2 separate regions of the Mus musculus genome follow, and region 2 is linked to region 1. The links are chromatin contacts, found by Hi-C or POLR2A ChIA-PET in ENCODE. All regions are on one chromosome and are shown on one strand. The core of a region is the stretch at or near the end of the contact, and the rest is flanking DNA. Distances in the headings are between cores, read along the strand shown. Region 1 holds the start of Vps26a (VPS26 retromer complex component A). Region 2 holds the start of Kifbp (kinesin family binding protein).

What was found. A loop is a pair of places that touch in the nucleus more often than their neighbours do. ChIA-PET counts read pairs that join two places held with the same protein, here RNA polymerase II (POLR2A).
Region 2: POLR2A ChIA-PET joins it to region 1 with 24 read pairs in embryonic stem cell. The contact joins the promoter of Kifbp here to the promoter of Vps26a in region 1. A Hi-C loop is called at or near these places in 1 of 37 maps with a recorded cell type or tissue (T-helper 2 cell). POLR2A ChIA-PET finds 5 or more read pairs at or near these places in 3 of 5 experiments (Patski and embryonic stem cell).

Annotation. Positions count from the first base shown.
Region 1 is chr10:62,485,080-62,488,507 of GRCm38, forward strand. Vps26a (VPS26 retromer complex component A) reads right to left here and starts at 1,726. Exons shown (of 9, transcript NM_133672.3): 1 at 1,579-1,726. The coding sequence starts at 1,581.
Region 2 is chr10:62,576,938-62,580,325 of GRCm38, forward strand. It overlaps Kifbp (kinesin family binding protein), which reads right to left and starts at 1,520. Exons shown (of 7, transcript NM_028197.2): 1 at 1,027-1,520. The coding sequence starts at 1,440. It overlaps Ddx21 (DExD box helicase 21), which reads right to left. Exons shown (of 15, transcript NM_019553.2): 15 at 3,310-3,388.

The DNA of each region.
Region 1 (3,428 bases), core at 476-2,975:
AATCAAAATATATAGGAAAAAAATTTCAGTAAGAAAAAAACTGAACAGAGCTCAGAGGAACCAAAGCTTCCACAATGTATTCACTTGAGCCCACACACAATGAAACAGCAAATTCTCATACATACATGTGTGCCCATACAAAGGCTTTAAAGCTTTACAATTTCGTTTGACAAATACCTTAAAAATAAAAAAAAAAATTGCTCTTAAACTTAACTAGAAGGGCCGGGCGTGGTGGCGCACGCCTTTAATCCCAGCACTCGGGAGGCAGAGGCAGGCGTATTTCTGAGTTCGAGGCCAGCCTGGTCTACAAAGTGAGCTCCAGGACAGCCAGGGCTATACAGAGAAACCCTGTCTCGAAAAACCAAAAAAAAAAAAAAAAAAAAAAAAACTTAACTAGAAGGACTAATTCAACTAAGTAACCAAGAAGAGAGCAATTTAAGCTTTCTTTTCAAATTATAAACAGTGAAAGGAGGACTCCCTAACAGCCTACTAATTCCTTCTTAGTTATTTACAGCAGTTGTAATTTCCACCTTAAACTAATTTATCTAAACAAATGCTTAACTCTCCAGAGTCTGTAAGCTGCAAGGAAGCAAGCAGTTTGCCTTGTTTATCTGTCCCTGGACTCACCCAAAATACTGTTTAAGAAAACGCTCCCTGAATGAACTTCTCCCCCACCCCCCAAACCCTAGAGAAAGCAAATAATTTCTGACTCAAAGTTATTTAATCAAAGCAACGTTTTAAAAATAGACCTGGCTGGCTGGCTTGAGACGAGAAGTTTCAAGCAGTTTATTAAAAGTGGCGAGCTTGGGAAGAGCGGGTAGTATAAGGGGAGCGCACAGTGGGCTCTCATGGAGTATATGCTAAATAACACGAGCCAAAGGAGCTCTAATCTATAGACCGCGGGCGCGTAGTTAAACACTAGCGCGCCCAACGGTGCTTTCCATTAAGTGTGGTTAAGTGCTCTGATTTTCATCCCTGCCTGGGCTCCCAAGACACTGCAACATCCCAAAGTGCTAAGTTATAGAAATCGCTTAGGGAAGGAAGTGAAACCAAGTGCTTAAATCGGCGTCTGGAGATATAAATGAGGGGTCTCGGCTCCGACACCCTCTTGTCTCCCCTCCCTTCCCCTCCTATTCTACAAGTGCCAAAAGCCTCCACCCGAATCAAGAAATCGCAGAATGTCTCCACAACCAGCTTAAAGAAAATAAGCGGACTCTATCGAGCTCGGGACGAGGAAGGTGAGCAGGTCTCGCCAGAGTCCGGAACTGGGAGAGAGGGCACTGACTGTCCTCGGCTACCTTGGAAGGCGAGGCTGCCGAGCTCCGGCTGGGCGGGCTGCGGGTGCCCAGCCAGGGTCCCCACAGCCGGTCGAGGAAGGCGGGCAGAGGCTCCGACATGGCCGGGACAGTGCCGCCGGCCGCAGGTGCTCAGGCCTGGCCGGGAGCGGGCAGCCGTCAGGCCTCACCGCTCCGCGCCCCTTCCCTGCAGGCTCGGCGCCGCGCCCGCCGTTGGGAGTCCCGCCGCGCGCCCCACGGCCCCGCGGGAGACGACCTCGCAGGCAGGCCGCCGCGCACTCACCATTGTCACCGCCGCCGGGTCGCCCACTCCACTCGGCTTTCCCTCAGAAGAACTCCCAGCCTGGGTGCCTGCGCCCCGCCGCCCGTCACGTGACCGTAGGCCATCAGCCGCACGTGACCACTCCTTTTCCTCTTCTCCCTCCCCCCCCCACCCCGCCCCGCTAGAGGCCCCGCCCTGCTAGAGGCCCCGCCCTTCAGGAAGGCCGTTTCGAGGCGGGGCTCCTCCGCCCCGCCTTTCGGTTGAGGGCGTGGTCTGGGTGGGTGACGTCTGGTGGGAGGAGTCAAAGATCTGTCTTCTCAGTCCAGCAACCCTAGAGCTAGTTGTCACGTGACGAGCCGTGCGCTGTCAAACTCCTCCCTCCGGCACGCCCATTTCCTTTTCCCTAGGGAAACTTGGGGGACTCGAGGGTTTGTGCGGGAGGCGTGTCTTTGCGGGCTTGCTGCAGTTCCGACCTTTGCGCCTGATCTGTTTCCCGCCTCAGCCCCGAGAATTGTTGGCCTCCGAAGAGACGGTTAGGGAGAAAAGCTAATCTTTAAAGCACATCCTTTGCAGTCCACGGATAGCTCGTGACGCAGCCTTCCAAGCCGGAGAGGCAGTACTCTCAAATCGGTTCCGCCCTCCTTACCCCCCCTCCCCGGCAACAGCCCTTCCTAAAAGTTTCGCAAGCGTGCAAAACGCAGCTCTCCAACACTCTGATCCAGTCAGTCATTGTAGTGGAGGCCCAGAAAACCTGAGGATAGATGAAATACTACGAAGGCTTAGGAACTGAACCTTTCATTCAGATTTATGGGCGGAGGGGTGTCATCAGCCCTATCATAACGAAACTCAACTTGGGGAGTAGAGTGTCAAGTTGTAAGTCTAAAATATTTAAAGGTTAAAATGAGGCTTCGGTCTCCAATCGCGACAGAATTCAAATACTGGAAATGAGTCTTTTGTTTGTAAGACAGGGGTTCTCATGTACTCATGTAGACTAGGCTAGCCTCAAGTGGAGAGTGAGCACCTCCAAAGTGCCTTCCCAATGCTGTAATTGCAGGAGTCACTGGTGGTTTTATGCATTGCTGCAGATGGAACACTGCACTTCCTTCATGCATGCAGGAGAAATCTGCCTAAAATGATATTATCTGAAAACAAATCTTAAAGATTGCTATGCCAGGGAGCTTTGGAACGAATGGATGTTTGTGTGTATATTTATTGTTGAGACAGGGTCTCACTAGGTGTCCCAGGCTCCTCTGGAATATGCTATGTAGCCCAGGCTGTCAAGAAACACATCTGTCCTCCTTCAGCCTTCCCAATATTGGAGATTACCTGTCATATTTACAGACGGGTAAAATAGTATGGGGACAGAGAAGGGAGTTTAGATCTCAAAATACTATTGATTAAAACCCTGTGATGCAGATGGCTTGGATGAAGGAGCATCACCCACTCTATAAAGAAGGATAAGTCAGGTATAGAGGTTCATAGCTGTAATCCCAGCTCTCCGGAGACAGAAGAAGTAGAAGAATCGCCATGAATTAAAAGACCCCTGGAGATTACACAGTTAGTCCCCTGAATGACCTGGGCTACAGTGTGAGACCTTGTTACAAGGAAACAAAAGAGAGAAACAATTGCGCATAGTCTAAGATCTGAAAGGTTAACTGTGTTTGTTGGTTCTAGCACCATTTGCTCAAAATACTTTCCCCTGTAAACTGCTGTGGTGTGGTATGCTTGTCAAAAATCTATCGATTGGGGCTAGAGAGATGGCTGAGCTAAGTCAAGAGCACTTGCTGGCTACCCCTTCAGAAGCATGAGATTTGATTCCCAGCATCCAAATAGTGGCTCCTTACCAGGGGGATCTGATGCCCTCTTCTGGT
Region 2 (3,388 bases), core at 270-2,769, 92 kb after region 1:
AAGCTTAGTAAATATTCCCTGGTACACATATCTGGACTGGAGGATGAAACCATCTATAACCCTAAGAAAGTAACCTGGCACAACAGAGTCCGACATTATCTGTCTTTTTTCCCCCATAGTGTGGAGATGAAACCTGGAGCACTAGGTAAATGCTGTACCACTGAGCTACACCCAAGGGCCTGGAAAACTCTACCCACTATTTGAATTTTGAAATGTTATGTTCTCCAGAGCAGAAAGTCGCACTTGCTGCTTATAAAAATGTAAAGGATGGAAGGTGAGATCAGTTTGGACCAGATAGAGTTAGTCCAAACAAGAGTTCCGATAACCTCAGCAGGGAGGCTGAGGTGGGGGGATCATGGGTTAAAGGCAGCCTGGGCTACAAGACTCTGAAAGGAAAAGGGGGAGGGGGTCCTAGCACTCAGGAGGTGAAGACAGTCGAAGTTAAGCATTGCAGACACAAATGGATGTCTAAACACAAACAAAAAATAAAAAGTTATTAAAAGGTTGTCGAGACAGTTTAAGGAAAAGGTACGAATTCCTTGCTGAGCAAACAAGATGAATGTGGTAAAGAATAAAGTTTTAAGATTTTGGCCATTAACAACAACAACATTTAAGATTGGATCATTCTTGCGATCCCTTGTCCTGTTCATTCCATTCGAATCCCGTTGGATTATTTCTTCACAGAATGAAACTAAGCTTGTCATTGGGTTGGGAGGCGCTGATTCGGACGCTTAGGTTTTCTGCCCAGGATTACGGAAAGTAGCAAGTGAGGCTGGAGTAGGCGGCGAGAACTCAGAGGGAGTTGGTAGGCAGATGGAGGGTAGGTGTTATGACAAATTAAAAGGGACTAAACTTCGCTATGAAACCCAGGCTAGCCAAGAACCCAAAGCAATCCTCCTGCCGCAGCCTCCCTAGTACTGGAATTTCAGGCCGGGTGTTGTGCAATGCTGGGGACTGAACCAACTGAGAGACGTGCGCAGCCAGGAGGAGCGTTTTGGATGCAGAACTCCCGCCTCAGCATCTCACCTGCGCCTGGATGTAGAGAGACACACAGCCGAGCGACAGGCGGTAGGGGCGCAGCAACGACAGGCACCTGACCAGATGCTCCTCGCCGGCAGACAGTTCCTCCGTGTCGATGTGGTTCACACCAAGGTGGAACTCGACCACCGCGAGGCGCAGCGCCCGCTGCGCTCCGGGGCCCTCAGCCTCCCGGGGCTCACCCGCGCCCAAGGCCTGGTCGCCCGGCCCATCGTCAGCAGCCGGCTCGTCCTCGTCCTCGGGCGCCGGGCCCAGCAGCGCGCGCACCTCCTCCAACAGCGCGCGCGCGCCGTACTTGGACTTGTACGGCTCCTTCTCCGGGTTCTTGTGCAGCTCCACCCGCGACAGGGCCAGCGCTGCCTGGAACTTCTCGCGGATCTCTGGCCCCGGAGCGTTCGCCATCGCGGCCTGAGCTGACGGCCGCCTCCCCGTCCGTGGACCAGCAGCCACTGGAGGCCTCCGCGTTGCGACACTTCATTTACGACGTGTCGTGACTGTGGAGCGCCGACCAATGAAGTCGGTAGAGGGGAGCGCTAGACGCTCGGCAGCAGCCAATGGGAGGATGTTCTGGTCGCCACAACAGCCGTCGTCAAGGAAACGAAGCTGTCAGGGAATACAGAGCCTTCCGCTGCTACCCTTGAGCAGTATGGCTTCTCCTGCTTCATCCCAAAATGTAGTTTATACAAAAATGTTCAGAATCAGAATGATTCTTAGGGGTAAGGTACTAGCCTATCGTAAAGTCAATCCCTAGCTTAAATGAAATTTAACACTAACATCTTTCGATAACTGCTCAAGTTCATAGGCAAGAATCTTTCACCACTAATGTATTACGCTATCACAGTTAAAAATTATAGTTGTAGGAAACTACAACCCAGGTACCCAGGTCTCAGGGATCAAATTCAGATCCTCAGGCTCAGCCTCCGCAGCCTTTACTTACTAGAGCCACCTCACACCACCACCGCCCAGTCCCTGAAAATTCTATAAAGGCTCTGAGCTAGGCATGGTGCCAATTATCTGCAGGCTGACACAGGGGCCAGTGTTGATATGTATTGTAATGCTAAATTCTGTAGCCTATGATTAAATTCTCATGCTTACCAGCTTTTGTTGTACAAACTTTATTCCTTAATTTAAAACTTAATTTGGTTAAATAAAAATGGCTACAGCTAGCCGGGCGTGGTGGCGCACGCCTTTAATCCCAGCACTCGGGAGGCAGAGGCAGGCGGATTTCTGAGTTCGAGGCCAGCCTGGTCTACAAAGTGAGCTCCAGGACAGCCAGGGCTATACAGAGAAACCCTGTCTCGAAAAACCAAAAAAAAAAAAAAAAAAAAAAAATGGCTACAGCTGCCGGGCGTGGTGGCACACGCTTTTAATCCCAGCACTGGGGAGGCAGAAGCAGGCGGATTTCTGAGTACAAGGCTAGCCTGGTCTACAAAGTTCAGGACAGCCAGGGCTACACAGAAATCCTGTCTCGAAATAACAAAAACAAACAACAAAGGCTACAGCTAATAACTGCAGGGATCAGAGGTAGGTGGGTTTCCTTGTTGAGCATTGGAGAGAGTAGAACAAGAGCCAGGAGAGATGGACCATGAGCACACGGCAGGAGAAACAGCAATTACTTGGGGGAACACTGCTGGGAAAGAAGCCAGGTCAGCAGTTGGAAAAATAGATTAGAGATTATCCCCCAGTAATTGTCAAAGCCAAATAAAATAACCATAGTGTGAGTCTCACTTATTTGTAAGCTGGTCAGGGATAAGCTCAGAATTGGTTGTGCTACAAGTCTACATAGTTCCAAGACAGCCAGAGATACACAGTGAGATCTGTCTTGAAAACATTTATTAAATGTAAAATTATTTTAAGTCTTAAAATGTATGTACATACATATTGAAAGGTAAACATAGGATGTTAGGGGAAGAGAGCAATTCACAAAACTTGAATGGATGATTCAAGAAATGAACCTGTAGAAAATGGCCCACTGAAGGGCTGGGGGGATGGCAGTGACTGCTCTTCCAAGAGGTCCTGAGTTCAAACCCCAGCAACCACACGGTGGCTCACAACCATCTGTAATGGGGGATCCGATGCCCTCTTCTGGTGTGTCTGAAGACAGTGAAGGTATGTTAACATAGGATTGCGTTCATTTTTATGACAATTTAGCCAAGGCTAACTCCCCGTTATAACCTGATCTGCTTTAATGCAGTATACACAAAAGGCAAGCCAAGCTACTAGATTTACAGACCTAGCAGTCACTGCTATAAAATAAAAGCCACCAAGAACTAAATATAAAGCATCGGTATCTTTATTATGGCATAATGCAGTACTTTATACAGCAATTCATTTTAATGTAAAAACATTT